5 separate regions of the Homo sapiens genome follow, and regions 1, 2, 3 and 4 are each linked to region 5. The links are chromatin contacts, found by Hi-C in ENCODE. All regions are on one chromosome and are shown on one strand. The core of a region is the stretch at or near the end of the contact, and the rest is flanking DNA. Distances in the headings are between cores, read along the strand shown. Region 1 overlaps PPP2R5C (protein phosphatase 2 regulatory subunit B'gamma). Region 2 holds the start of LINC02320 (long intergenic non-protein coding RNA 2320). Region 3 has its middle 39 kb from the start of LINC00618. Region 4 holds the start of PPP2R5C (protein phosphatase 2 regulatory subunit B'gamma). Region 5 holds the start of CCNK (cyclin K).

What was found. Hi-C counts contacts between places; a loop is a spot of excess contacts on that map. Pooled maps may share reads with other maps.
Region 1: a pooled map shows a loop between it and region 5 (4-fold over the local background). The contact joins the enhancer-like site here to the promoter of CCNK in region 5. A Hi-C loop is called at or near these places in 6 of 50 pooled maps.
Region 2: a pooled map shows a loop between it and region 5 (5-fold over the local background). The contact joins the promoter of LINC02320 here to the promoter of CCNK in region 5. A Hi-C loop is called at or near these places in 4 of 50 pooled maps.
Region 3: a pooled map shows a loop between it and region 5 (2.2-fold over the local background). The contact joins the enhancer-like site here to the promoter of CCNK in region 5. A Hi-C loop is called at or near these places in 2 of 50 pooled maps.
Region 4: a loop to region 5 is called in a map with no recorded cell type, with 27 times the contacts of the local background. The contact joins the promoter of PPP2R5C here to the promoter of CCNK in region 5. A Hi-C loop is called at or near these places in 1 of 168 maps with a recorded cell type or tissue (aorta), 4 of 37 single-sample maps with no recorded cell type and 11 of 50 pooled maps.

Annotation. Positions count from the first base shown.
Region 1 is chr14:101,818,400-101,823,442 of GRCh38, reverse strand. The region is part of intron 3 of PPP2R5C (protein phosphatase 2 regulatory subunit B'gamma); the gene reads right to left. Among named protein-coding and RNA genes, the nearest start is that of PPP2R5C, 59 kb to the right of the region's middle. RefSeq lists an enhancer at 2,660-2,919. Within about 2 kb of position 3,727, at least 10 of the 41 ENCODE cell types and tissues checked have a DNase peak (open chromatin) inside an H3K27ac peak, as active enhancers do.
Region 2 is chr14:101,728,359-101,733,256 of GRCh38, reverse strand. It overlaps LINC02320 (long intergenic non-protein coding RNA 2320), which reads left to right and starts at 1,951. Exons shown (of 6, transcript NR_184269.1): 1 at 1,951-2,203. It overlaps LINC00239 (long intergenic non-protein coding RNA 239), which reads right to left and starts at 2,820. Exons shown (of 4, transcript NR_026774.1): 1 at 2,770-2,820; 2 at 1,789-1,900; 3 at 1,281-1,469; 4 at 732-1,021. RefSeq lists enhancers at 1,254-1,353, 2,084-2,143, 1,186-2,385.
Region 3 is chr14:96,902,332-96,907,760 of GRCh38, reverse strand. No RefSeq gene overlaps it. Among named protein-coding and RNA genes, the nearest start is that of LINC00618, 39 kb to the left of the region's middle. Within about 2 kb of position 3,405, at least 2 of the 41 ENCODE cell types and tissues checked have a DNase peak (open chromatin) inside an H3K27ac peak, as active enhancers do.
Region 4 is chr14:101,758,100-101,762,965 of GRCh38, reverse strand. It overlaps PPP2R5C (protein phosphatase 2 regulatory subunit B'gamma), which reads right to left and starts at 1,257. Exons shown (of 16, transcript NM_001352913.2): 1 at 1,046-1,257; 2 at 1-61. The coding sequence starts at 1,072. RefSeq lists silencers at 622-691, 742-961, 1,102-1,341, 1,352-1,511, 1,972-2,021 and 2 more.
Region 5 is chr14:99,480,001-99,484,997 of GRCh38, reverse strand. CCNK (cyclin K) reads right to left here and starts at 3,589. Exons shown (of 11, transcript NM_001099402.2): 1 at 3,519-3,589. It overlaps SETD3 (SET domain containing 3, actin N3(tau)-histidine methyltransferase), which reads left to right and starts at 4,139. Exons shown (of 13, transcript NM_032233.3): 1 at 4,139-4,270. RefSeq lists enhancers at 3,329-3,698, 4,507-4,997 and silencers at 3,889-4,348, 4,459-4,658.

The DNA.
Region 1 (5,043 bases), core at 2,478-4,977, 2.3 Mb before region 5:
TCTTCTAGGATTCTTGTTCTTAGGGCTAAACTATTTTGAAAAACCCTAGAAGAGATGAATGATGGTAATGCTTGGAATACCGGATAATACAAAATAAATCAAACATTGGCGGCTGATGCTTTAATTTCACTGCTCTGAACTGCTCGGCCCGGGTTCTGCAGCACTGCTTGCTGGCATAAATATTTACATCGGCAGCGTGTCTTAGTTACTATGGATGCCATAGCTAAGGCTATTAGCTTGGCTGATAGGTCCCCATTTCCTGCCAAAGAACTCTTTACCAAACATGCTTCTTAAACTTTGCTTTATTTTTAATAAACATTTAAATGTCAAGTAGTGTTCAAAATCGTTTTAGGGGTTCCAAGTTTAGTTTACATTTCACTTAAAGGCTCTCCTCCTTTTTACAAATAAAGGGTGAAAAGGCTCAAATAAGCAAATGTCTCAGCCCGTATGTTACACTATACAAGGCTATAAGACTGAACTGGTTTTTGTAAGTTGATGTTTGGTTTTACATAAACACATGGGTGCATATACACACACGGCCCACCAAAAGATATTTTTCCAATCTATGTAGGCAGTATAATTTATGTTCATTTAATTGGATAATAATTCCAACTCACACAAAAATGTGAAAATTCAAGATTAATATTTTGAAAGTTAACATTTAAATGACGCATAAGATTTAGAAGTAAAAAAATGCAGAATTCATATCCACTGATATTAGACTATTTGAATGAGAAAAGTCAGTCCCCAGAAGTTTATATGTCTTCAAAAGGCCAGTTTCAATACCTGATAGCCTCAGCCAGGATATAAATGAGAAAATAAGAATGGGGTTCTTAAGGGAAGGAAGTCGGGAAGAGAGGAAGGATAAGTAAAAAAATTTCCCAAAATCACAACTTTAACTTTGGCTTAAATTTAAATGTTGTTTAAGAGTAAGTCATAAAAACACATCAACATAACATCATTTGTGACTGTGTAAAAAGAAAAAGTATCTGAATTGGTTAGATTCTTTTAAAAAACCCTACCCATTGGATAGTCATTTAAGTTTTCTCCTGGCAGAGCATTTCTCTTAACTAAGAATAATATAAAAGGAGAAATGTGTTCATTCTCGTTCGTGTTTTTCTCTTTGGGGGATTAGATCGGAACGCCAATCACAGAATTCTTCCAATTCCCTCTAAAATAAGTAATTTAATCAGATGCATTTTTAATGTAACTTATTTGGAGATTCAGGAAAGTAAGGTGACTTAATCAAGAAGCTCAGTAACTAGTGACACTATTAGGCCTTAACCCTGGCTCTGATAGCGCCAGATTCCTGTATGATTTGATGTAATAATTTAGCAAGGGATGTGTGTGTGTGGGGGGGGGGCAGGGGGTGGTGGTGGTGGGGTCACTACATTAATAAGACCTCAACGTTTTCAACATCTAGTAAAATACTCTTAAAAGCGTCAATGATGTTCTCTAAAGGGAAACATCTCCTCAGGACCAGGTCCAATAATTGAGAAACAAAATTCCACATTTCCAGCAGCTTGGTGAAGCATAAGTGACCTCTGTTCTAAAATCAGACAACATGGTTTCACTCTGGCCCGGTCATCACACCTGTAAAATTAGCCTAGAGCACCTATGCACAGGCTGCGGGGGCCGAGTGTCTGTGACAGCTCCACCTTCCACTTGCCGCCACCTCCTAGATGCCTAGTCTGAAAGTTTAAGCCAAATTCACAGAAAAACATGCGAGACCACATTAAGCATTTACGTAACGTATGTATACACAGTACAATACAGGATAATATGACGTAACACCAACTCAGAGCATTATGAACCGAGAGCGCCACCAAGATCCTAAAAACGTATAAAAGGTTTTTGTTACTAAAACTGCTCTCATGTCAATTTTTTAAAGAAATGAAACAAAAAATGCTATATACTCTGTGAATAAATACATATTTATATTATTTATGTGGATAAATACACACACACACACACACACACACACACACACCCACCCACCCACCCCCCACAGGGAGAAAATGGTCTGGAATGACACACAGCAAACTCCAGGCAGCAGTCACTTTGAGATGTGGGGATGGTAGACCAATCTCAGGGGATAAGGTTAGGGAAAATTTCAGTTTTATTTGCAATGAAGAAAAAATGTAAATGGGGCCGTATTCACATATTAATTGATTACTTGAAAATGGCTTTTAAAAAAAGATTTGAAAAACAAAGAAGGAAACTGACCAAGGCAAGAGGAAGGCTCAGGGTTAGGTGGGCTCCGGATGCTCTCAGCTCTCATGGTCCCAGAGACCAGTTTAGATGATTCCACTGACTACTTAATTTTTTTTTATTTTTATTTTTATTTTATTTTTTTTTTTAGAGAAAAGAGGGAAAAAACCAAGGAGGCTTGGTAAAAACAGGGTCAGGGTCACATCCAGCCCATTCGAGAAAAACTTCCAAGTCCACGTGTTTTCCATTTTTTTGGTGTCAAGACCTATTTACATTCTTAGAAAGTATGGAGAACCCTAAAGAGCTTTGATTATGGGGGTTATATCCATTGATACTGACCATACTTGAAAATTTTAAAAATATTTACTTATTCATTAAATTAGCAATAGGTTCACTTCATGTTAAGTAATATTTTATGAAAATAACCTTATTTTCAAAAAGAAACCAGCGAGAAAATGGCCATGTTGTACATTTTTGCATGTATCTTCAATACTCAACAGAAGACAGGCGGATCTGCCGACATGCTTCTGTGTTCAACTTGCTGTGATATGCTATTCTGGTTCAAGTATATGTAAAGAAACACCCCAGGCTCAGACAGACACGTCTGGTGGGAAAAGGGAGGTTTCAATGCTTCTCAAAAAATTGCCGATGTTCTTCTTTGCCTATGCTAAAATTCAACAAGTGATAGTTCCTTAAAGATTAGTTGCAATGAGGAATCTGAAACCATGTTGATGAACCTGTCAGTTACATGAACACCCGGCAGTGTGTCTTACACTTTGGTGGCTCTTCACCCACGCTTGTTTGTAGCATCGTTCGTTGGTCACTGAGAACACACTGCTGCATGTGGTGTGTGACCTTCCACCGTATACATCAAGAAACCCCACTTGCTAATGTCACCACCCCTCTCAGCAGAAGAGTCTGTGGCACTGGGAGCTGCCACATTTACACTGGCAGATAAAAGTTCTCCAAAGTTCAAATTTTTCTTGAAAGCTCAAATTTTACCATGGGCCAAAAACAGTGTCGCAGTTGTTTTCCCCTCAATTGATAAGCTCACTTCATAGATTTTCTAGAAAATATCAGCCAAATATTTAAGTCTTAATATCCACAGTTTGTCTGCTTTTTGTTCTGTCAAGTAAAAATGATTTTACATTACTATTCTCATAATTTAAAGTTCCTGGAAAAAGTGGCTATTTTGGCTCATAACTCACACATCACATGGGCGCTTTTCTTCGAGACGGCCATCACACTCCAGCATGCTAGAACGGCTTCATGTGAACTCTGCATTTCGTCACGCAAAATTAAAAAGGAGGCTGGGTGCGGTGGCTCACGCCTCTAATCCCAGCACTCTGGGAGGCCAAAGCAGGAGGATCATTTGAGCCCAGGGGTTTGAGACCAGCCTGAGCAACCCAGTGAGACCCCAGCTCTACCAAAACAACAACAACAAAAAACCACGCTGGGTGTGGTGGTGCTTGCCTGTAGTCCCAGCTACACAGGATGCTGCGGTGGGCGGAATGCTCGAGCTGGGGAGGTTGAGGCTGCAGTGAGCTGTGATTGCGCCATTGCACTCCAGCCTGAGCAACCAAAAAACCAAACAAAAACAAACCCAAACAAAAACAAAACTAAAAACAAACCCAAACAAAAACAAAACTAAAAACAAACCCAAACAAAAACAAAATTAAAAAGGTATACAAAAGAGTTGAGACTTAAAAAACCAGTAACTTCATGCTTTATCGAGGACATTCTTGGGTCAGACTGGTGTGTTGCTAGCTGAACACCGCTGTCCTGCTCGATGAAAGAAAGGCGCCATATTCCTCACCATTGCCTTTGCACCACCAGGGCAAACGTCCACACAGTGAGAGGTAAATTAGATCTTGGTAATCTTATGAGGCAGTGACGGCCTTGCAAACCCCCTGGAAAGCAGCTCTGTGACCCCAGGGGCCACAGGCTGCCCAGGGTGAACACTGCTCCATGCAAAGGCTTCAGAGTTCCAAGAGAGCGATTATCAAGTGCTACCCCCCTTTGAGAAGTCTGACCAATTACATAAAGCTGGGAAAAAAACCAAAACCGACAACCCATTCCTAATTATACATGTACAGAAACTGTCTACAAATGTAAACACACATATACAGACACCCTCACCACCCACCTCTTCCTTGAAGCCCACCAAAAATAAGAACCAGCAACTCAGGAAGAAGTGGAGGTGGTACTTTAGGGCTTGAGGGTTCTTCAGGACTTGTTCCCTAGAGTGAAACATAACTTTTTCATAAGTTATAAGTTAAAATACCATAATTAGAACACATTGCTCATGAGTAACACAACCAGCAGACAAAAATCCATGTGTATTATAACGAGGTCACATACATCGATGACAAACTGAAAAAACCTAATCACTGTTAACAGCTCAAATTCTACTGAAAACACCAAAATATCAACATTTAAAAACAATAAGATATAAGGTTATAGTTGGGACCCCACTTATTTCAAATATTATTTAATTAAAGCAACATCTGCATTTAAAAACAACTAAAGGGAAATGACACGGAAAGCCACCCTATTTGAGATTAACCACAGATATTGCTCACTTTTTTTTTTTTTTTTGAGACAGAGTCTCACTCTGCTGCCCAGGCTGGTGTGCAGTGGCGTGATCTCGGCTCACTGCAACCTCCGTCTCCAGGTTTAAGTGATTCTCCTGCCTCAACCTCCCTAGTAGCTGGGATTACAGGCACCCGCCACCACGCTGGCTAATTTTTGTATTTTTAGTAGAGATGGGGTTTCACCATGTTGGCCAGGCTGGTCTTGAACTCCTGACCTCAGGTGATCTGCCCACCTTGG
Region 2 (4,898 bases), core at 702-3,201, 2.2 Mb before region 5:
CCAGGGCTGGGGGAAATAGTCATCCAATGCTTGTTACAAAACACTCATGGCTGTCTTAAGCCACTTGGTTCTGGGGTGATTTATTAGCCAGCAAGAAGTAACTGGAAGGCCGGGCATGGTGGCTGATGCCTGTAATCCCAGGACTTTGGGAGGCCAAGGTGGGCAGATCACCTGAAGTGAGGAGTTTGAGACCAGCCAACGCATGGTGAAACCCCACCTCTACTAAAAGTACAAAAATTAGCTGGGTGTGGTGGCGCATGCCTGTAATTCCAGCTACTTGGGAGGCTGAGGCATGAGAATTGCTTGAACCTGAGAGGCGGAGGTTGCAGTGAGCCAATATGGCGCTGCTGCACTCCAGCCCGGGCAACACAGTGAGACTCTGTAAAAAAAAAAAAAAAAAAGAAGTAACTGGAATAAAATGAAAATTGTGCTTGTAGGACGTGAGCCAAGCAGATACATGCAGTTGATTTGATACAGTTGTTTACACAATGCACACTTCTACATGCACATGTACCTTGCATATTAGATGCATAATTACATCTGCCCCACTTAATTTTCAGATGCTCTCCGAGATGGGTGGGGGGTGCAATGGCACAGAAATGCATTACGTCGTCAGAGTCAAGGCCCCACTGACAATGCGGGTGCTCATTAGTTAAGCAGATATTATTAGGCATGTTTACCTGAGAGGAGAGGAACATTCTGTGAAATAATAAATCTGCTGGTTTCTATTCTTCTCCCTTTGCAGACTGAGTTTTTATTATTTTGATCCCAGTACCCATTAGAAACACAGTGTCTAAATATTGAAATGCTTTGCTTCAAAAGCTGCTAAGATACAGTGGCAAAGGTAGCCTTGCAATGAGGTTTTATCTCCAGAGTCCCAAGTTTTTGAGACAAATCCAATGACGCAGATCTTGTGGTCAAGGATGATGCAATGGCGCTCCAGGAACAATATCAGGCTCTGTGACTTGGGTGCCTTCTGGGTGTGTGGCGTGGTCTCGGTCTGACAATCTCTAGAACAACCCTACGAGGTGGTAATTATTATTCTCATGCTGCAAGGGATATCTCCCACCTCCTAGGTGGACTCAGGTCTTGTGGGGCTTAATGCTTTTAAATTTGGGCTGCCTTTTGAAGGGAAAAGACTACAAAATTATGAATACAAAATGAGGTTAAGGTCTTGGGAGGGGCCCATGCAAGCTGGGGGCTCTGCAGGTAAGCTTGTTTAGCTTCCCAGCAAATCCACCTCTGAGCTTGCAAATTACAAAGCTGGAATTTGAACTCACATCTGCTGGATGCAAAGTCCGAGGTCTTCCTGTAGCATGACCGTCTTCCTGTGTGATGAGAAACATCAGGCTGCCGAGGCCAAACAGTGGGTGCGTCACTTTCCAATGAGGCAGGTGTGCGGGACAGGAAGTGGGAGGTTCTCCTTGCAGGGGAGCGGCTGCTGCCAACATCCCAGCTGGTACCTGTCCCTGAGAATGGTTTGGCAGGTGGGGGCCACTTGAAGTCTCTGCTCCTACACCCCGTCACCCCTCCCAGGCTGCTTTCAGAGGAGGGCAAAGGGTATTCATTCCAGCCTCCAATTTCTTCCTCCCACTCCTCGAAAGCATTTAAGTGAGGAAGGCAGGGAAAACGTAGATGATTCTGCTATTGACAGGAGGCCTTTTTTTCCTGCTGGAAGTAAAAGGAGACACTCTAGCTGGGCAGCCAGCCCCACCCTCCAGGGCTCCATCTGGCCTGGCTGAGGCTGGCCAGCCCCTGCTGTGCATGGAGGGGTGCTGGGAAGCCTACCTTGCTTCACACTTTCCTCTTCCACACCCGGCCTGTGACTCATGCCTGAAACGCCTCCGTTCAAGCAATTCTTCCTTTTATTGTGAAGCACTGCTCTCTTCCGGCTCCTCCCCTAAGTCACCACGCAGGGGAGATTTAAGGGAGAGGTTATTTCCCCACCGTGTTCAGGGACAACCCTGTGATCATGGTTTTGGTCACATAGCTTCCAAGTGAGTGTTGTGCAAACATTTGCTAGGATCTCTCGGGGAGCCTGTTAGAAAAGAAACTCCTGAGCCTGCTCCAGAGCTTCTGTTCAGCAGGCCTGAGGTGGGACCATACACCTGTCTTTTCAGCAAGCCCCCCCCCACCTCTGAGGATGCACCCCAAAGCTAGAGAATTCCTGCTCTGAGCCATCTCTGAAAGCACCAAGAGCCAGGTTTGGTTTTTTGTTGTTGTTGTTGTTGTTGTTGTTGTTTTGTTTTTTTTTTAATTACACCCAGACCTGGGTACCTGAGCAATCACTGTCTCTGGAATCAGTGCAAAGTTACCGGGAGCTGCAGAGGCCCAGACAGACTGGAAGAGGGGAGAGCTTGGCTCTAACCCATGCAGCCTCCCCATTGCCCAAGTCCACCCCCAGACCACCTCCCTGCATTCAACCACGAGCTTTGTAGAGGGCAGGCATGCCCCAGGGGCTCTCAGCATCACCCCCCTGCCCCTACCTGTGACCAGAGTCTCCCTGGACTCTCAGCTCTGTCTTCCCAACTCGAAGAGCCTGCCAGGCCCCACCTGGGTACCCTTGTCCATACTGTAGCTTGGAAACCCTCTCAAGAAAGGAAGCTGGGTTAATTGCAGGCTCACTTTATTTTCCACATTCTCAGAAATCATTGTGCCTAGTTACCTGATATCCAGTGTATTAGTCTGTCCTCATGCTGCTGATAAAGACATACCCGAGACTGGGTAAATTATAAGGAAAAACAGGTTTAATAGGTTTAATGGACTCACAGTTCCACGGGCCTGGGGAAGCCTTACAATCATGGCAGAAGGTGAAAGGCACATCTTATATGGTGGTGGACAAGAGAGAATGGAACCAAGTGGAGAGGGAAACCCCTTATAAAACCATCAGATCTCGTGAGACTTGTTCACTACCACGAGAACAGTATGGGGGAAACCACCCCCATGATTCAAATATCTCCCACCAGGTCCCTCCCACAACACATGGGAATTATGGGAGCTACAATTCAAGATGAGATTTGGGTGGGGACATAGCAAAACCATATCATCCAGTGTCTTGAGAACTCTTGTTTTATATATTTGGTCCAATTTATTTTGACTTTTTCAGGCAGGAGAGGAAATCCAGTCTCTACATTCCGTCTTGTTTGGGAGTGAAAGTGTTCATTTTCTTTTAAAACAGACAATATCCTTCCAAATCTATAGTTAGTTCACTCATCCATCACTCATCCATAACCACTGTTAATATTTTGGTCTACATTCTAAGATATTTTTTTTCTGTGCATATGCGTGCACGTAGCAGGGTCACAAAATCACTCACAATACATCAGATGTGCAAAGAAAATAGAGTGTCTTCATTTTCCTACTTAATTAATCTGATCTTTCTTGAAAGGTACTCTCTGCTGGGTAATACAATGGGGAGAAACATCCATTCTAGTAACCTTGGTCTAATACAAACATTTAACCAGTTCTTTGAGCAGCTCAGCATTCTGAGGCTGAAGTGTTTGGCCAGTGGGGCTTCTGATGGCTGCCACTGTCTACTCCTCTACTCCAGATTGTGTCTGGGCACACAGCTGGTGGGCTGCAGGATTTGGGGGTTCTTTTGGTAGCCAGGAGGAAGGGGTCCTCTGGTCCACACATGTTCTCCAAGTTTCCCTGAGTTTGGCTGCAGAGCAGTTGGCCTGGGCTACTCCATGGAACGGAGTGGTGGCTGTCGAGGAGCAATGAGTCATGGGAGATCAGGTCACGTAGGGTCTTGTGGGCACTGCGAAGACTCTGGCTTTATTTTTCTTTTTTGAGACAAGGTCTCGCTCTGTCACCCATGCTGGAGTGCAGTGGCATGATCTTGGCTCACTACAGCCTCGACCTCCCAAGTTCACGCAATCCTCCTGCCTCAGCACCTCAAGTAGTTGGGATTACAGCCATGCGCCCCTACACATGGCTAATTTTTGTACTTTTTGTAGAGATGGGGTTTCACCATGTTGCCCAGGCTGGTCTTGAACTCCTGAGCTTAAGTGATCTGCCCACCTTGGCCTCCCAAAGTGTTGGGATTACAGGCATGAGCCACCGCACCTGGCCAAGACTTTGGATTTTATCCCAAATGAAATAGGGAAGCCACTGGAGGGCTTCAATGTGGTGGTAGGAGGCAAATACTGATTGAAAAGGTTCAAGAGAAAATGGGAGGAGAAAAATTGAAGATAATAAGAATAGATACTTCCAGCTGGGTGCAGGGGCTCACACCTATAAGCTCAGCACTTTGGGAAGTTGAGGTAGGGATTGCTTGAGGCCAAGAGTTCCAGAGCAACCTGGGAAACATAGCAAGACTCTGTCTCTACAAATTTTTTTTTTAATTTTTTTTTTTTTTGACAGAGTCTCGCTCTGTAGCCCAGGGTGGAGTGCAGTGGTGCAACCTCAGCTCACTGCAACCTCCACCTCCCAGGTTCAAGCAATTCTCTTCATTCAGCCTCCTGAGTAGCTGGGATTACAGGTGCCCGCCAACACACCTGGCTAATTTTTTGTATTTTACTAGAGACAAGGTTTCACCATGTTGGCCAGGCTGGTCTCCAACTCCTGACCTCAGGTGATCCGCCCACCTCGGCCTCCCAAAGTGCTGCAATTACAGGGATGAGACATTGCGCCCGGCCTACAAAAAATTTTTACAAATTAGCGGGGAGTGGTGGTGCACACCTGTAGTCCCAGCTACTAAGAGGCTGAGGTGCGAGAATTGCTTGGGCTCAGGAGATCGAGGCTGCAGTGAGCTGTGAGTATGCCACTGCACTCTGGCCCAGATGGATACTTCCAAAGAGTCTTGCTATAAAGGAGAGCAGAAAGGGAGAGAGAGATTTTATTAGTCCGTTCTCACGTTGCCAATAAAGACATACCCGAGACTGGGTAATTTACAA
Region 3 (5,429 bases), core at 2,156-4,655, 2.6 Mb after region 5:
CATCTCATGCCATGAAGCTACATGGCAGTCAGGTGGCCTTACTGGCTGCAGGTAAATGTGTGGACGAGCAGGCATGGTTGAGCTCAGCACAGGGGCAGGCTTGCTGGACAGACAATCACAGGCATCTCTGCCACACCCCCATTCTGTCTGACCTATAGGCAAGGCACAGAGCTTCTGTCCCCGAGCCACTGTCCATCTGCCCTTCCTTCCAGCCACCCTCCTAACAAACTGATTATTTTGCTTATTTACTTGTTGTCTCTTTCTGCCCCCAAAGACTGTAAAATCCATGAGGGCAGGGATTTTTGTGTGCTTTCTCCTTTGCCACATCCCCAGTGCCTGCATGTAGTAGACCTCAGTAAAAGCTTTGTTGAATAAATGAAATCATGAAAGGCCTTATATCCCATGCCAAGGAGTGTAGCGTGCTTCCTGAGGCACTGGGGTGGCTACTGTAGGGTCTGGGTAGAGCTGAGACATTCTCAGACCTGCCTGACAGCAGCAGTGGGTGCAATGGTTAGGAGTGTAGACTTCATAGCCCGGCTGCCAGGTGTGGCCCCTGTTCCCCACACAAGCCTTGTAACCTTGTGCAAGTCACTCAATCTCAGCTTCCTCATCTGCAAAATGGGGATGAAAATAGTACCTCCTTCATAAGGTTTTGAGAGGATGAAATGAGTTCATACGTGTGGTGTTTAGGACAGTACCTGGCATGATGGTAACATAATAGTCATGTATCAGTTTTTGCTACATAACAAGCCCACCAAAATTAGTGACTTAAAACAGCAATCTTTTATTTAACTCATGACTCTGTAGTTTGGCAATTTGGGATCATCTTGATCAACTATGAGGTTCTTCTGCTGGTCTTGGCTGGGCTCACTCCTGCTCAAGTTGGCAATCAATGACCTCACTCGCATGTTGTATGGTTATCTGGCTGTAGCTGGGGTTACAGGGTACCTGGGCTATGTGTCTCTCTCAACGTCCAGCAGATCAATTCAAGCTTGTTCATGTGGTGGCAGCTGCAGTGTTTCCAAGTGCAAAAAGATAAAGCAAACCCCAGTGTACAAGCACTATTCAAGCTTCTGCTTGTATCATTTTGCAAATATGTCCCATTGGCCAAAACACATCACATGGCCAACCCAGCTTCAAGAAGTAGAGAAACAGGCTCCACCCCTTAATAGGAGGGGAAGAATGTGTGGCCATTTTTGCAATCTATGACTGCCCTTGCTATTTCAGAAATGGCAAAGGCATCTAAAGAGAACTCAGGAGGCCTCTGCTAATGACCAGATTTGATGAAAGACTGGAAGCCCTACTGGGTGTGAGAAATGGGAAACCAGCCTGTCCCATTCCATATCCTTACTTCCCAGCCCTCTGTGATAAGAACTAGTTATTTTGAGTGGCAAGTGGGCTATGCCAGAAGTAGGTTTCTGCTCTGTCTCAAATGGCCCTCGAACTTTTGGGGATGGAGGACAGAGTGCAGGCTTTGAGCAGATCTTTCAGAGAGTGGTCAGGGCTGTCCGCCTGTAGCACCCTCTGAAGGTGGCATCCCCAAGCCTCAGCCTCCGCAATCCAGTCTGTAAAAGCCTGATCTCACTTAGCTCCTTCTCAAACAATAATTTGAAATCAACGAATCCTGTGCTGACATACTCCTCCCCTATGATTACTGAGCTCTAGACATGAGGAAACAGGCATTTCTCAACCAAGCCCTCCATCAGTGATTACCATTATTGCATAATTGGGGACCTCAGAAGCAACAGAGTGCCGTGAGCTGCCAGGCCCAAGCTCCTACTCAAATGACACTCTGAGTTCAGCTGCTAGAAGACAGGAAAATGTGGCTAATTGAGACTAAAGACTGCTCTGAGTAGCTTTCTAATTTTCCACAGTTAGTTCCTTTTTATTCTGCAGTGGTGTCCTTTTGGTAATTGACTTTCAAATAATACTTGTTACATATCATACTTAAACAGGAGTATTTCTGGCAGGGTTGAGCTATACAATGGATCTAGAAGTGGATTTCATTAAGGGAACCAGCTCTACAGATCTGAGGCACTCCCTCAGTGCCAGCCACACACTAATGTTCAAGAAACATGGCCCATGAGATATGTCCACACAGTTATCAGTGTACAGAAATCGCAGCATTATTTGTGTGTGCATGCAGCAACCACACAGACGATCACAGAATTCTCACATCTTTTCTCTCATTTTTCCTGACCCTGTGAGTTTAAAAGGACAAGAAACAAATGAGGACACTAGATTCATCAAAATTGGATCATGAAGCATGTTACTGCACATCTACTATATGCCAAGCATTGGAAATACAGACATGAATACAGCAACACCTGCCTTCAAGATGTTCACAACATGGGGGCATGGATGGGGAAAACCAAAAAGCAAAAAATTATAATAATGCAGTGGGAAAGTCAACATTATAGAGATTTATACACATGCAAGATGGAGCACAGAAGACAGTAACTCTCTGGGGATTGAGGAAGTGAAAGGAAATGAAAGTCAAGTTGAGTCCTGAAGGATGCCTAGAAGTCAACCTGTTGAAGAGGGAGGCTAAGACATTCCAGTTAGAGCAGTAAACAAATGCTGCCTACTGCAGGAAAGGAAGAGGTTTTCCAGGACCCATGTGCCAAGGGTATATAGCAGAGTGTGGACTAACCTCAAGTCCCCAGCCTTGACTCGGTATCCATAGTTTTCATGCTTGTGTGCTGTCCAATTGTTTGGCAAATACGTTCACTTCTGTGCTTCCGTGGAAGCTTTCATGATATCCTCTGGGGAAATTGGCTGTCATTGCTCCAACCTCATTTGGATTCTTATTTTAGAATTGCCACTGGAGTCCATTTGTAAGCCATATAATGCTTTTGTTTTTACAGGAATACATTGTTTTTATCCCAGGTGCTATATTCCTTAGCACGACTATCCATTTTGTTGCTAAATTTGGCTCTAAAGAATTTGGAAGCATTTGCAACATTAAATGTACCCTCAAAGTTGATGATGGCCACTGCACTGAGCGTGTTCAAAGAAATGTGCTCTTGTAGGAAGAGGGTACATCTCAGTCTGCCCCCTTCCTCACCTCTGCCCAGGGGAAGGGAACCTCCATCTTCAGCTACTCTGAGCAGGGTGCCTGGTGCTGGAAGACCAAGGACTATGTCTGTGGGTGGCACTTGCCCTCCATTCATTGAGATTATTAAGCTGATTCTGTCACCACCTCTGCCTTGAGGACTCAGCCAACTTATTCACTCTCATCTCAACATGCTCATTTTCACTTCAGATTCTTGTAGCACAAGGCCTGCCAGAGGAGCCTAAAACATCCCACGGTTTGAATTGAGAGTGAGGGAGCAATAGGAGACTCTGTTTACTTTGACAGACCACATACTGATTAAGATGCAAGCAATGTGGAATGTTTGTTTTTAAAAGTCTGATCATTCATTAAAAGCCACACCTTGTATACGGTCAGTGCCAGGGAAAGGAACAAAGCACTTTCCATTAAAAACGTTTGCAAAATCCTTTTTAAGAAAGGAGCAAGATTCTGAACCTAGATAGACAATGGGGACCAAGAGCCCATTTCTAAACCAGCATACTAGTCACAAGCTTCTCCTCCTTCAGTGCATTGAGCACCTGCCTTCATGTACAGAGGAGCCTCCCCCACCCGCATGCCACCTCTCTAATACTGGTATGTAAGCCCCCAGTCCAGAACCCTCACCTCAAGGAGGAAACGATAGTTCTACAATGTCCACTTCGGCTCTCAAAATTACATGCTGTGAACTATTGAAAACAAAACCCCAGAACCACACAGGGCATCACAGAGAAAGACTGGCATTTCCAAGCTGGGGACTGCAGATTGAGGCGCCTTTGTGAGGTCTACAGTTCCTGCTCCTGAGGGCAACCAGGGTGGCTGGCTGCCCTGCTTTCCACGGAAGCCGGCAAGCAGTGTGACACTGTCACTCACCAAGAAAAGTCACTTCCTAAAATACCACACGCTGCAGGTAAACAGAAGAAAGGTCAGAATGATGTAGGTGTGTGTGCTATAAACCATCTCGTACATAAAAATTGCCTAATTACTGGGGAGATATGAAAAAGCATACATTACTCCTCAGAGCGGCTAACCCTCGGGGCTGGATAGGAAGCGAGGCACCTCTCAGAGCAGCTCAAATACATCAGACCTCAGGCCTCCTCTAGTTGCAGAGAAAATACCAAAATTCTTTATGCCCCCACCCCTATCACATGACTACATATGAAGCAATCTGTGAAAACAGCATGAAAACATCATATAAACTTGAGTCTTTGTGTTCATTTCATACTTAAATAATGTGACTAATCATTGTTTTTTACTTTGTCCTTGAATTTTCATTATGAAGATAGAAAAGATATAAATTTCATCCATTAGGTTTGGAAGCATACATAGTATGCTATTTGAATGAATTACATTTTGTTGACTTCCGTCTGTTCAGTCAGATTTTGAAATAAGGTGAGTGAAAATCACTTCCTCCATTGTCTCTTGTTCTTTTGCTTGGTATCTAATCTATGCCACCCCAACTCTGCAAATATGGGTGCTTTATCATTCAAAGATCAAGCCCATTTTAAAGTGATACAGTTCTTTTAAAATCATTTTGTAATTCATTTGTACCCCCCCAAAAAAAAAATCATTTGTTGAGTGTCCACTATGTTCTAGCCATTGAGCATCAAAGAGTAAGTCAGCAGACAATTATTGTTCCAGTATTTCCATGAGTTTGTCGGGGCACTATAACATATATCATTATAAAAACAGTTGTAAAAGAGGGAGCAGATAGGAGAGACTCCTCACCCAGAGTGACAGGATTGGGTAAGGCTTCCCAGAGGAAGTGATACCAGACTCTTAAGGAATTAGTAGGAATTAGTTAAATGGAAAAAAGGAGAAAGGGATTTGGGGGCAGAGATTGTGCCACCTGCAAGGCTTGATAGAGAGAGCAGCTCATTTGAAAACCACAAGTCGTGTCTTTAAGATGCATCACATCGATATGAACTGTGAGTGGCAAGTCCCTTATTTCTAGTTGGTTTTCTGTGCAATAAATAGAGGACCTTCTTGAATTTTCCTCCTTTTTCCCCTTAAGGTATGTGTGTGAATCAATGTCGCTAAGTTTATTGTATCTTTGTTTTGGAAGACAGGCAATATTAGAAAGAACATATATGCCAGGGTATCAGAGGCTTCTAGAGAGATGAATGGGAGTTAAAGGACTTCTGGGAGCAGAGAAGCTCCTGGAAAAACCTGGCAAAAGAAGGATCAAAGGCCATAGGAAGTGACTCTGACTATCACAGAAAAAAATGGTAGATGCAAAATCCATCAGAGGGCTTGAATTCCACCGTCCCGTCTCCCTGAATGCGTGTTTGTGTGGCTGCAAACACACACAACTAGGGAACACTGGGGGAGGCTCTTGGGTCATTTACGCAGGCAGAGG
Region 4 (4,866 bases), core at 8-2,507, 2.3 Mb before region 5:
ATTCTACTGTGTCTTGTCCTTCTTTTGAACTTTTTCCACTCTTCCCTGCTTTTGGTGATTCCTGGTAAACATCAAGCAAAGTCAATTAGTCTTCTCACTTTTTAGACAGGTAAACATCAGATAAGCCAAATGCAGTTTTAAAAGTGATTTATACAACTACAGCTTCTGATATTTTTAATTCATACCATTAGGAAATTCTATATCATACCGTTTAGGATTCCAACAGTGCAATGCCCCCCAACCCCCATTCAGATTCTTTTCGTTTTATCTGCATTTGAGGTTGAAAACTTCAAGCAGAAAACAGATAAATCCAATTTTATACAGTGCTTCTGGCATTTTGAGATCCACATCACATCCCTTTCTACCCTCCCACCCTAAACCCTATGAGTGAGGATTTCTGGGGTGATAATGAAACGCTACAGAGCTCCACCTGAAGCAGAAACATACCCGCCCCCCCGAATGCAAACGCAGCACCCTTGCTCGCAGCCCTCACCGCCGCCGCCACCCAGGATAATAATAGTGTTCGAGAGCCCCAGAGCGTCCCTCCGGGGCGGCAGAGAATTCCTTACCAGCTCTCAGCGGGGTCCCTTCTCGCTCCCTTTCCCCCGTACAGGGGTCCCTCCCCAGGCGTCTACAGCCCCCATCCCTGAAGCTCCTTTCCGGGAGCCTGCGAGGCTGCGAACCCCCTCGGCGGCCGCACCTGCCCGCCCAAGCCCACGGCGCGCTGTCGGAAACGGGCGCCCCTCCGACCCCCTCCCCGGGCCGCGCCCTCCCTCCACGCCCAGCCCCGGCCCATCACGAAGGTCCCAGCGGCCCGGGCCTGCGCCCCGCGGCTCCGGCGCGATCCCCGGGCTCCCCGCCCCCACCGGGCATGAGGCCGAGAGAAGCCCGGGGATGCCTGGCTCGGCCGCCCTCGGGGACGCGAAGCCCGCGGCGTCAGGCGGGGAACTGAGCCGGGGCCCGGGCGCAGGACCCCGGTGCCGTCGCGCCCTCCCCCGGCAGTCCCTCCCTGCTCCCTCCGTCCCGCGGCCGGGCCCGGACTCACTTTCTCCTTCTTGTTTTTATTCGGCATGGCTGGAGCGGGCCGCCGCCGCCGCCGCCGCCCCTGCCGCCGCCTGCCCCCGCAGCAGCAGCGCCCCCGCCCCGGCCGTCGCGCCCCCGCGGCCGCCGCCGCCGCCGCCGCCCGGGGACTGAGTCTTTCGCTTGCTCTCGCTTCCCCTTTTCCAGACTCCCAGAGGCTGCGGCAGCCACGGCGGCGGCGGCGGCGGCGGCGGCGGCAGCGGCGGCGTCTCTCCGCCCCTCCCCCGGCCGGCCCGCCCCGCCCCTCTCCTCCCACCCCCCGGCCGGCCGCCCCGCCCCGCCCGCCGCTCGCCCCACCCCCGCGCCCGGCCCCGCCCCGCTGCACTCAACAGCGCCCTGCCATTGGTCGACGCGCCCCCACGTACCCTAACGCTCCCCGCTCCCCCCACCCTCTCCGCGCGACCCGTTCACGCCCCCGCCCTCCGTCCCGAGTCGCTGCGAGCCGGCCTCAGGCAGGCCGCGGCCTCCTGGCGCGGGGCTGACCGCTGAGCAGAGCTGAGCCGACTCAGGGGAGGGAGCATGTGGCTGCGACTGCGGTGACAGGGCCGTGGCCCGCTGTGGAGGCGCAAGACAGAGCGTGAGACGTAGGAAATGCACATTTGAAATGTATGGCAACAACTTCTGCAGCCGGCGAAACGCGAACCGTGGCCTCTTGGCCTTGCCCCCTCACCGCCGCGGCTCTCGTTGCAGTCAAGAGTGCCTGGCACGCTTTGCACTGAGGCGCACGGGGAGGCCCGGGAACCGAGCGAGCGGCAGTTTCGCGGGACACCGCTGGGCCCCGCCTCCCCTCCCTTCCCTCCCCTCCCCTTCCCTCCTCTCCCTCCACTCCCCTCCCCTCCGTCCCCTCCCCTCGACCACCCCGTCCCCTGCCCTCCCCTTCTCTCGACCAGCCCGTCCCCTGCCCTCCCCTCCCCTCCCCTCGACCAGCCCGTCCCCTCCCCTCCTCTTCCCTCGGCCAGCCCCTCCCCTCGGCCAGCCCTTCCCCTCGACCAACCCCTCTCCTCGACCGGCCCCTCCCCTCGACCGGCCCCTCCCCTTGGCCGGGCCCTCCCCTTGACCGGCCCCTCCCCTCGACCGGCCCCTCCCCTCGGCCGGCCCCTTCCCTCGGCCAGCCCCTCCCCTCGACCAGCCCCTCCCCTCGACCAGCCCCTCCCCTCACCAGCTCAGCTTTCCGCAGCTCCTCCCGCGAGGTCCCGCCCATCCGACAGCCCGCCCCTCCCTGGTTGGTCCCGCCCTCCGCAGTTTCTCCCGCAAGGTCCCGCCTACCCGACAGTCCCGTCCTTTCCTGGTTGGTCCCGCCCTCCGCAGCTTTTGCCGCGAGGTCCCACCCACCCGACAGCCCCGCCCCTCTCCAGTCGGCCCCGCCCTCCGCAGCTCCTTCCGCGAGGTCACGCCCACATGCGCAGCCCCTCTCCTCCGGCGTCGGCCCCGCCCACCGAGGCGAGGCCTCAAAGACTTGGTGGCCGCTGCGCCAATAGGATTTTATTTTTATTCTTTAATTTGGCTTGATCATAAATGGTGAGGAAACCTCTGCATGACTGGGAGTCACCTGATTTCTCTCAGCTTGTTAATAGCTGTGAGGAGAGGGTGTCCAAGGGAAAAACGTTAACTTTTCAATACAATACTTCCGCGGTCCACCTCGTGCCCAAAACTATTGAAGACGCTAAGGACAGGCGTCCCAGATTGCAGAAATGCATTAGGTAGTAAGACTCTAGGAGCGTACGGATTTCACGTGCGAGAGGCATTGGTGCTTCACCTGTGATGATGAAGGAGCTGCATCTTAACTGGCAGCTTAAAAATCATCGCGTTCTCTTAGCCCCCGGAGTTTTGTTCTTGGAAGTTTCCAGGCAAAGCATTTTCCATTATTCTCAGCAGTTCTGCAATGAGAAAGCTGAAAGACGGGGTAAGAAAAAAAAGATCTAAAGGGAGGAATGTTGTGGGAGGTCCAGAAAGTAAGTTCTGTCTGCGGGTATCTGAATGTCTGCCGGCTCTTAGACGAATATCTGTAGGTAAGCAGGACAGTCTCAACTATTTGTGCGGAATAAGTGGCTTTTTTATTAATAATTTAAGTGGGTTAATGGTGTCTCCAAAACAATTTTGAGGATAGAGCGATGCCCCTAGTTAACTTAATAACATTTTAAAAATAAAATATGTGCTGTCAATTTAATAAGTCCAGGATATATCCATATCAAAAAGGAGTAGCTCTGAAACTATTGGTTTATGGCCATGAACTCTTAGGGAGGCTTAGAGGCATCTCTGAGACAATCCTTTGCCACCCAAATCCTTGTATCATATCTCCTGATCCGGTGTTGCATACAATTCATTCATTCGACCCACATTTGTTGGATAACTACTATGTGCAAAGCATGATGCCAGAAATTTCATGGTGAACAAGGCACTACCCTTGTCCTCAAGCAGTTCACATGCTTGCATGGAAATAGAAAAAACCAGCAATCAGAAGGACATGACATGTGACAAGTCTACAGGACTGGGGTGAGGGGGGTCAGGCTTGGAAGCATGACAGAGCACTGCACAGGACGTTTTGTTATGGCCGGAGATGAGACTGAAGGAACAGCGACGCTGAATTAAGACTGGTAGACCTTGCCAAGATATTGTACTTCTTTTTGAATGCATTTCAGGGTCACTGACAGATACTGAAGTGGGGAGTGATGTACTCACATTTGCATTTTAGAAGACATCGGTGGCAGGAGTGTGGAGGAGGTGAGGGTGGAAGTAAAAGCAGGAGGCAGAAAGAGCAATCAGCATCCAGCTATGGTTCAGGTGCGTGCCAGGGAGGCATCTCCACAGCAACGGGGGGAAGGATCGCCGACGCGACAGAGAGCCAGAATCGAGGATAAAAAGCGAATGCTCATGCTTGTAGTTTGGGCAACACAGTGAATGATGAGGAAGGGATGCAAGTGGAGGGCAGGTTTGCAAGGGAACAAGATTCCAGTTTGGGACACGTTGCTGTGTCCGCAAAATGTAGGTAGAGGTGTCCAAGATGGCAACTGGAAATATAGCATAGAGGACTAGTTGCATGTCAGGTTAGAGGTTTCTCAGGTCAGTTTAGAGTTTTAGGGAAAGCATAGGGACAGGGTACAAGCAAAGCTGCCTGATTAACATCCAGTGACCTTGAAACCATAGCAACCAGAGAAATCTGACTCAACACCATTACCTGTACAACTGCATGTGTACGTCACTGGCCATTGGACTGGCTTCATTTGCCCACATTAGGGAGGACCATCTTTAAGGACAGTTAGTTACCGACTACCCGTAGAACACACTGGGTTTCATGCAGTGTCTTAGGTGCTGTGGTATTTACAGGAACGCTAAAGATAGATATAGCTCCTGCTCCCAAAAGAAGGGATTCAGGACAAGCTATTGAGATAGGATATAAAGCCATTATGTGGGTGTGTGTGTGTGTGTGTGGCTGAGGGTTACCTCTTCCAGGATGGCCCCACATTCCATGTTCATGAAGGCACTGCTCGCATCACACAAAACTCCTTTTCTTCCAACCCCTGCTCCTCTGGGACACTTTTTTGAGATGGTCCCTGATATAGTTAGGATATTTATCCCCACCCAAATCCATGTTGAAATGTAATCACCGATGGGAGGTGGGCCTGCTGGGAAGTGTTTGAATCACGGAGGAAGATGCCTCATGAATGGCTTGGGCCATCCCCTTGGTGATAAGTGAGCTCTCGCTTGGAGTTCACATGAAATTTAGTTATTTAAAAGTATGTGGCACCTCCCCCCACCTTGAGCCTGCTTTCACCATGTGAAGTGCCT
Region 5 (4,997 bases), core at 2,340-4,839:
TTGTGATTCCTCTGAAAATGACTGAGATTTATGAACTCTGCAAAATGAAAATCCATAAACAAGCAACCTGTCAAGGCATTTTAGCAGCACCTTTCAGGAATGTGCTTCATAAATATCATTTTACATCATAAAAGACTAAATATATTTTCAACATTTAGAATTATGGAAACAATAGTAAATGTCACCACTCAATTATCTCACCCAATATCGAAATCCCCTCTTAGTAATATTTGGCCACTTATCAATGAAACCTCATTAGTTTACAAAACAGCCTATGGCATTGCTGGGTATCAATAACTGGTGTTCACATAATTCCTGTATTCCTATATTGATTTTTATCTGTCCTGTTCATCCCCTAGATCTGCTACACAGATGGCATAAAATAATGCATGAATGAAATCTACCTTTTAGCGACTCTTTAACTTCTACCAGGGTCCTTAAACTAAGCCTTGAAAATACATTTCCCTTATCTATTGATTGTCTTTCAAACAGGTAAAAGCAATTTTTACATTCTCTTCTCTAGGGTAAACAAATCTAACCATTTTTCTCATCATGATTTTTCTTTTTTTTTAGTGTTTCAAGTCCTCCCTAAATATTAGGAATCAAAACAGATATGATGTGCATAGCACATGGGAGGGGGGTGGTAACTAACATGCAGTAACATGTCCATTGTGTGTCTGCTGCGTTGCAGCATGTCTGCAAGCTAGTTTTCTTATCCTCACAATTTATCACTGAGAAAATGGAGCCAGAGACACGAAACAACCTGACTAATTCACAGCTAGCAAGCAGCATCACAACTAGTCTTACTTTATACCAAGATACTGCCTTCCCTCAATCTAGACACTGCTTTTCTTCTGTTTAAGTGGAATGTTACATCCTAGAACCACTTTTGTCAAGCCAGGAAAACTCAGGTTTTGTAAATGTAATCACACCAAGTAAATTTATTTATTTTTTATTTTTTTTGAGACAATCTCACCTAGTAAATTTATATCTGGCCAGTTCTGGCCTATTATTATATTTCAGCCTTTAAGAAATCTTTGATTTCTGAGTGTCATCTAATTTGCTCATTATCACTACATGGTTTGAGTGCATTTATTAACTTGAGAATCACGCTGCTTATCTATTTAAAGTTGGTATTAAGAAAGTGTTAATCCGAGTAAGGGCAAGACCAGAGTCCTGTAGCATATCTCCAAAGACATCTCCCCAGGCTTACATCAACTCATTAATCAACATTTCGGGTTTGGTAATTTGCATGGATATAAATCCATCTAACCACACCTTATCCAATGCACATTTAACTCTTGTGTCTACACACAGTATTAGAATCTTGTTGGAAGACTATGTCCTAAATAAACTTAAATGAACTTATGTCCAACAATCCCCAATCACCACCAGTCTAGTAAACTGTAACAAAAGGAAATATGATTTGTGTCACCTGGCTTTTTCTTGAGACAGGGTCTTGCTTTGTCGCCCAGGCTGGAGCGCAGTCACCCGATCACGGCTCACTGCAGCCTTGATCTCTCAGACTCAAGTGATCCTCCTGCCTCAGTCTCCCAAGTAGCTACTACAGGCATGCACCTCCACATCTGGCTAATTTTTTGATTTTTTTTTTGTAGTGGTGAGGTCTCACTATGTTGCCCAGGATGGTCTTGAACTCCTGAGCTTGTGTGATCCTCCAGCTTTGGCCTCCCACAGTACTGGTATTATAAGCGTGAGCCACCACCTCTGGCCTCACCTGGCCTTTTCTCACTGAAGCTCTGCTGGCTTCAGGGAATCAGCTCTCCTTTCCCAAGTACTCATAAACTTGTTGGCTCTTCCAACAAGATTCTAAAACAGATTATTAATAGGTTCCTAGTAGCCAAGAGCCATCGAATGGTTCTATGTGAAAACAGACATTTACCAGATTCTAGTCTTCTATCATTAACTGTACTTTTAGGATTTTTCAAAATCTAAGAATAACGATTTTATAAAGTCATCTGCAAATACTCTGGTATACAATTTACCTGAGCTTAAAAATATGATCACTCTGTAATCTCCTCAATTACCTTGAATTTAATTCCTCTAGATTTTTTTGTCCTTATCCAATTTTAAAGAAAACAAGCAGAAAACACTGTCCTCCCTTTCAGACACTCAGCAGAGTCACTGCTTTCAAATATAATGTCCTGAAATGAACTAGCCCATTTTATAGGCCACAGCTATGACCAATTTTTCTTTATGACATTCAATTTTAGAAACAGCATTTAAAATTTAAGAACCTCATTAACAACTCGAATAGTTTTTATTGCTTGTTAGTGCAAACTACATTTTCAAAATGGAACAAATTTAAACAGGATTTGCCCAGAAATCAACTAATATGCTTGAATAATGCATCACAATATAATCGAAATGAGATAAAAGAGGGAAAAAAACCCTAAAAGACACCAGCGGTGGTCACTCTGAATAAGACAATCTTGGATAATTATTATATTCATAGTCAAGATTATTTAACAGGTAAGCATCCTAAGGGCACTTTAATCCAAATGTCTATCAATACTACTACCACTACCATCATCCATCCATTCTTTCATTCAGCAATACAGAGGGCTTATTAAACGTCAGGCAGTGTTCTAGGCGCTGAAAGCTCCTCGCTTTCATTCTAGCAACATCATTCATACAAACCTTTAGCGGGCACCTACAACTGCAAGGCATTGTGCTAGGTATCTGTAAACAGCGATTTAGATCGAGATACACAAACATCACCAAGTTTCTCTTAAAAACACAGAAGACCACCCTTAAGAAATGCTCTTAGAAATAGTTCCTAACCTCAGATGACTTAGCGAAAGCTCCGTTTAACTGGCAGTCTAAATTTAGGGAGCATTACCGAGCCTATCTTGGGCAGACAATCGTTTAGGAGCTGTCACATAACCTCTAGACTTACGCTCCAATTTTCTAAAGAACAATTTCTCTCATAACAAACCAAATCAACCACCAGGAGCGGGTCCGTAAAGACGATGTCTGGGCAAGAACGAAATCTAATCCCGGAAGTGCCTTTTCCTCATCTTAGCCGCACCCTCGTTACGTGGCTCTCCAAAACTCCAAAGTCGGAGTACCCTAGACATGGAACAACCTCCAAAAAGTTTCAGGCCTAGCCAAGGTTGGGACTAATACGCCGCGAAATAATCGGGGAGATATGAGAAGTCTGTGGCTGTGAGACTGTGCGCGGTTAACACCGCTGCCCCTTTTGCCCAACCCCTAGAAAGTTCCCCAACTCTGACTGCCCCCCAGTGCGAGGGCCGCTACCAGTTCTAGGGTGAGTCCGGCCTCCCTGCCCCGCCCCGGCGCCTCAGACCCTCTCTACACGCCCGCCCCACAACCCCGCGTCGCCCGCAAAGTTCAATGTGTACCGGAGGTTAGCGGAGGGAGGCAGAATCCGGAAAGAGAGACTCCGCCAGTGGATAGCGGCGGTTGGCCATAACCTACTCCGACCTCCAGATACGCGGGAGGTGGGCGGCGCTGCCCTCAGTCGGTGGGTCACTCACCCCTCGCTTCAGGCAAGCCCCTCAGCGACGTCTCTCCTTGCCGACTGCGGCCATCTTGTATATGGAATGTCGGGGACCTACGTCATCACGCTGCGTCCTGAGACGCCACCAAGCGACCGGAGGGGCGGAGAGAGTAGGATGCCTGTCAACCAATGGGAAGAAAGCAGAGCTCTCAAAAGAGGAACGAGCCGCCGCTCTCCTCCCCGCCCGCCCCGCGGGTCAGTGGCTGCTGCTTACAGAGGGAGGAGCCAGCCACAGGGCCCATCCCGTCGGTCCCGCCCCTCGGGGCGAAAAGGCATTCTGGAGCAACCGAACCTGCTAACGGAACTTGGGCGCGTAGGCGGGGCCCGGGTCGAGATTCGTCCAATCAAAGCTCTGGCGGGGGCGAACGCAGCCAGTTGCGACATCGTGGTTGGCGGCGGCTGAGCCGGCCGCTCTTGCCCCCGGGAGCTGCCAGCCCACTGGCTGGGGAGGACCCCGAACGGAACGCCGGCTGGGTGGCGGGGCGGGGCCGCGCCCATGCGTCCGAAGCGTGGGCCAATGAACGGCGGCGGCTGCGGCCCGGGGGCGGGGTCCGGGGCGGGAGGAGAAGCGTTGGGCCGCGGTCGCGGGGCCGTCTCAGGCTGCCGTCCCGCCCCTCCCGTCCGGCCGCCGCCGCCGCCACCGCCGCCACCGCCTGGGGGTTGGTTGAGGCGGACGGCGGGGTCCGGGCCGGAGTACGTCGTTCCCGCTGCGCTAGGGGAAGCGGGCAGGTGAGTGCTGGCGGCGGTCTCTGCGCCCGCGCGGCCCGCGGGGGAAACTCGCGCCGCGTCTCCGAGCTCTGCGAGGCCGTCCCTCGCCCTGGCCAGCGCCCCTCGGCCGAAGTCCGGCCCGCGCCCCCGCCAGGGTCCCCGCCGGCCGCTGTGGCCCCGGGGCTTGAAGGGGCAGGTGTGCGCTCGGGGGCCAGGGCGAGGAGGGCCCGGCGGGGTCGGAGGGCGCCGGTCGGCCTCTGCCCGGGCGCCCTGCGGGGCGAGAGGCGCGCGCTCGCCGCTGCCCTGTCCCCTCTGGCGCCCACGCTCCCGGGCCCCGCGCCACCCGGTCTCGAGGTGGTGCCAGGTGCAGGCAGCGCTCTCCCCGAGCTTGCCCCGCTGTCCCCGGCCCTCGCGCCTGCTCTCGGGTGGGGCCCGGGCCCCTCGCGCTAGTCGGCTCGGCTCTGCGCGCGGCCGGGTCGCGCTCCCATTTCCTTCCTTCCTCCCGTCACCCCGCTGCTCGGGGAAGGCTGTGCGGTTTTATGTTCCTCTCTGCGAGTTCTCGGTGCCCACCAGGGTGCCCGGGGACCAGCCCCCGCCTCCTCCCGCGCCGTCCAGTTAGGAAGACGGACGTAGGAAATAGGTCGTCTTTCTTCCCACGCGCCCCTGGCCGTGCTCCACACGCGCAGTGCCCTACTAGGGAGAGGCAATTCGGTGCTTTAGAGTTTGTCATTCCGGCGTTAACTCTTCC